Linked DNA regions of Homo sapiens: region 1 is linked to region 2. Evidence: read pairs that join two places in POLR2A ChIA-PET (ENCODE). Cell type or tissue: Caco-2. All regions are shown on one strand.

Region 1 (2,500 bases), 110 kb after region 2:
TTTGGGTGCTGCACTAGTTAGGTCAAAAACAACTCTGTGGCTTGTTTCCCTCATAGGTAACTGACAGTGTCAGATTTATTAATCACTGGATTCTTCTCTCACTCTAATTTTTTTTTTTTACTAAATGTTTATCTTTCTATGATTTTTCATGAGATGTGAATAAGTTTGGCTTTCTTCCTTTGTTTTTCATAATGTCATCTGTTCTTGGAAAGAGAGTACAAGAAAGCCAAAATTATCATGAGTATTGTCCTTTCGTATAGAGGGACTACTTTCAATTTTTGTTTTAATTAACTCCAGTAGAAGTAAAATAAAATGTCTAAGTATAGTGAATGTGCTTCTAAATATTGGTATGCTTAGGCTTACTATACATTTTTATTTAAGATACTTTCATCTTAAATTTGGGAATGTTTCTCACTTTTGTTTGGAGACAGTAAACACACTGAATGAAGGGTTAAATGGCAAACTTATGTCCCTGTATCCAAAAATCATAATTTTCTTTTAAATGTTCTGCTATTGCCTCATTGATGTTGAACAGGGGTCTTGAAAGGCAGAAACCAAGCAGTATCATATATAGGAAGCTTGGTCTCAAGTTTGAGGGACAGTTATCCTAGTGACCTTGCTGGAAAACTAGTTCTTTTATAAATTTCAACTACGAAGTCCCTTTTTTGTTGTCATAGACAATATACTGTGGCGACAATTACATATACATTTTATCTATTAGTTAAGCTATTGTTAGAAATATCCAAAGATGAGTCCTAGATGTGGAAGAAGGTAGAGAAAGGATAAACTTTCAACAATGAAGAGCAATATCAGCAGTAATTGGGGTGGCCAAAATGGTAACGCTTTGTCTAGTCTGAAAGCTGACAGGAGACACAGAATCAGATCACAGAACCATACTGGTACACAAGTACTTAAAAGCCATGGTTAAAAGACAGCCAGTGAGGAGAAAAGATTGAGGATGTACAGGATTTAAATGACAACAGTTATGCCTTAATATAACTAGATTTGACCATACAGCTACAAAAACAAAAACAAGGTCCAGAAAACCAAATGCACAAAAGGAAAGGAAATGCTGACTTTGTTAGTCTTCACTGCAGAGTATATTGCCTATACTGTTCTCAAAGAAATGTCTTTTTTAATAACCTTAATTTTATAATGCTGTGTATGTTATTTTTGTTTTGGGTTCCTTTCTTTGAAGGATCAACGTTCACATCTAATGAAATGAATGCTAGGTAAAATAGAACATGGTTATGCTCTTGAGAAAAGTGTTACAGATATCGATGTAAACCAAAAACAAATTAAACATAAATTTTAAGGTGAACTTTTAGGTTAACATTTATATTGATTTACATAAAAAGTTGCGTGTGTGTGTGTGTGTGTGTGTGTGTGTGTGTGTGTGTTCAGTCTTATTTCTCTTGTATTTGTTCATGCTTTCTTAGTGCCATCTTACCCTTTGTTCTGGATCTTGAATAGATGAGGGTTATTTATCAGACTTCAAAACAGGTGTATTCTTTCAGTATTCTGCTTTTCGTTTCTAAGGAGAAAGTCTAGAATCATTATTACTTCATTTGCTTCACAATGTAACTCTTACATAGAAGAAAGCCAGCAAGAGGAACAACTCCCTCTCTATGTCTTGGGTCTACTCAGAATTACCAACATTAAACTGAAAGTAATACTGCCCAAATTGAAAAGCAACAACTATTATTTTATCAATATCGACAAAAATGATGTCATTTTTCATCCTATAACCATAGTGCTGCTGATTATAATTAAAATCATATTTATATCTACTCATGTTAGAAAAATGTATACAATCATTAATTTTTATTTGTATTATACATAGTTTCAATTTCAACATGAATTTCCATACTTGTTTAACTCGGTTACAAATCAATTTTTTCTTTTCTTAGAACTTGAAATTTATCTTCTTCATATACATGTGATGTTGATAAGAAAAATAAAATCACACTACCATTTTTTACTCTGTTGCTAGAATATATTTGAAGCATTTATTTTGTTTTATCAAAGTCCGGAAGTGGAATAATAGCTGTAAAATTATTTCAGACTCAAGCAAGGCATTGGAAAAAGCATAAGATCAGTGAATTCATTGCTGTTTGTGATTTCAACTTTCATTAACTGCCACCTATTCACAGCAAGTGCATGCATAGACTGAAAAATTTTGACAGCTAGATCCATGAAACTGCTCATAAAGGTTGCTTTAGAAAACTAGGCACAAATATTTCCAAAGTCTATAATACAGTGGATTAATACAGTAAAAGAAACATCAGTCTCTAGTTTTAAAATTTTGATAAATCAGAATTTTTGACAGGGCCACCAACGTAGCCTGACCCCATTGATGTTCAGGGACTGGTTGAGGATGTGGTGCAGGGAAGAGGGGAAGAAGGACACAGAAAGGTATGTCTTTACTGTGTACGTTGTGACCTTAATTTGACTCTCTAAATTTAAGGAATTGAGGGCATAAACGGACTGAAACGATTTT
Region 2 (2,500 bases):
GTCTCTAGACTGCACAGAGCAGAGAGACCCTGGACCCAGTCCACAAAACCATTTATTCCCCCTAAATCTCCAAGTCCATGATGGGAAGGGCTGCCACAAAGGTCTCTGACATGCTTTGGAGACACTTTCCCAATTGTTTTTGTGATTAACACTTGTCTCCTCGCTACTTATGCAAATTTCTGCAGCTGGCTTGAATTTCTCCTCAGAAAATGAGATTTTGTTTCCTATCCCATTGTCAGGCTGTAAATTTTCTGAACTTTTATGATCCGCTTCCCTTTTAAAACTGAATGCCTTTAACAGCACCCAAGTTATCTCTTGAATGCTTTGTTGCTTAGAAATTTTTTCCACTAAATTCCCTAAATCATCTCCCTCAATTCAAATATCTAGGGAAGAGGCAAAATGATGACAGTCTTTTTGCTAAAACATAACAAGAGTCAGCTTTGCTTCAGTTCCCAACAAGTTCCTCATTTCCATCTGAGGCCACCTCAGCCTGGACTTTATTGTCCATATCACTATCAGCATTTTGGGCAAAGTCATTCAACAAGTCTCCAGGAAGTTTCAAACTTTCACAAATTTTCCTGTCTTCTTCTAAGCCTTCCAAACTATTCCAGCCCCTGCCTGTAAACCAGTTCCAAAGTCGATTCCACATTTTCAGGGATCTACAGCAGCACCCCACTCTACTGGTACCAATTTACTGTATTAGTCTCTTTTTGTGCAGCTGATAAATACAATACAAAGACTGGGTACTTTATCCAGGAAAAAGGGTTTAATAGACTTACTATTCCACGTAACTGGGGAGGCTTCACTATCATGGTGGAAGGCAAGGAGGACAAGCCACATCTTACATGTGTAGGAGATCAGTCAGGGTGGTGGGAAAAATTATAAGAAAATTTCTAGGACAAGACGCAAACCCTCTTGGAAGGCCGGGAGGTTTTGCAAAGCTTCGGGAGAGAATAAAAGCTGAATGCAGCTAATTCCCTTACCCTGATGCAGAGGGTGAGAAGTAGATGCAAGGGAGTGTAAAGGAGTTTATCTAGATAAGTTTATTTACTTATGGTGTCCAGAAACTGACCTTTGATCATCCCCACGCAAGACTGCTCCTTGAAAGGGGGAATAACAATGTTAATTATCCACAGGTTGTGTTAGCTCCAAGCCTTTATCATAAAATCTGTACTGAATAAATACAAGCGACTCAGGCTTATCGAGACTGCACTCTCTCTTCGGCATCTCTAAGCTGAGCAGTCCCTTAGTCACGCTCACGCAAAATATCTGCATACTTCTTTCATCCATCGCTTGTCCAGAGTCTGCAGGACAGACACAGTATACATGGATGTCACCAGGCAAAGAGACAGTTTGTGCAGGGAAACTCTGCCTTTTAAAACCATCAGATCTCATGAGACATATTCACTATCAGGAGAACAACATGGGAAAGAACCACCCCCATGATTCAATTACCTCCCACCAAGTCCCTCCCATAACATGTGGGAATACAAGATGAGCTTTGAGTGAGGACACAGCCAAACCACATCACCTAGAAACTTTTGAAGAATTCTGGTCAGTTACATTATAGAATGTCCTCCAATTTGTTTTCTTCTGAAGTGTCTCCATTATTACATATACCTTATATATTATTGGAAACAATGCCACAACTCTGATATGTCCTTCCTACTCTCTTGTATTGGGTAGTTCTTGGTGAAGATATGTGTTACTGGTGATGTTAACTTGATCATCGGTTAAGGTACTGTCTGCAATGATTCTCCATTGTTACTTTTTTCCCCTTGTAAACATTTAATATTTTGAGAGGGACATTTGAAGCTATGAGATATCTCTTTCTGCTTAAATTTTTACCCACTAACGTTAGCATCATCCCAGTGGACACTGCTTGTGAAAATTATTAATGTGGGGTTTTAATACTAATCGTCTATTTTTATCATTAATTTTACATTTGTTATTCAGACTTATTCTGTCGTGAAGAGATATATCCCTGTCCTCCATTTACTTATATATTTAGTTGTTTGTATCATTATGATCCTAGAAATTTCTCTTTTTCAAGTATTTTGGTTATTTCAGTTCCTTAGATTTCCTATATAAATTTGAGTATAGTATTATTGATATCTACCAAAAAGCCTGAGAGAGTTTTGTTTGAGATTCCATCTAATCAGTGGATTATTTGGGGAAGAACTGACATCTTTACAATATATAAGCACGTACATCTTTACAATATATAAGCATGTATATCAATTCATAAGCACGTATATCAATTCATAAGCACATATATCTCTTCATTAATTTAGGACTTCTTCAGTATATTATTTCATTTTCATGCCTCTGATAAAGACATACCCAAGACTGGGAAGAAAAAAGATTTAATTGTACTTACAGTTCCACATGGCTAGGGAGGCCTCAGAATTATAGTGGAAGTTGCAAGTCACTTCTTACATGATGGCAGCAAAAGAAAAAATGAGAAAGACACAAAAGCGGAAACCTCTGATAAAATCAT

The links. Peaks named below come from ENCODE experiments on the same cell type or tissue, not always from the same donor. Only the 100,000 strongest peaks of a DNase experiment are listed, where the experiment ranks them.
Region 1: POLR2A ChIA-PET joins it to region 2 with 12 read pairs; 2 of 35 experiments call an interaction of 5 or more read pairs at or near these places.

Annotation. Positions count from the first base shown.
Region 1 is chr5:101,146,027-101,148,526 of GRCh38, reverse strand. No RefSeq gene overlaps it. Among named protein-coding and RNA genes, the nearest start is that of ST8SIA4, 240 kb to the right of the region's middle. In Caco-2, no CTCF peak of the experiment used is centred here; no DNase peak of the experiment used is centred here.
Region 2 is chr5:101,259,640-101,262,139 of GRCh38, reverse strand. The region is part of intron 2 of LOC107986438 (a long non-coding RNA gene); the gene reads left to right. Among named protein-coding and RNA genes, the nearest start is that of ST8SIA4, 360 kb to the right of the region's middle. In Caco-2, no CTCF peak of the experiment used is centred here; a DNase peak (open chromatin) is centred at 1,129.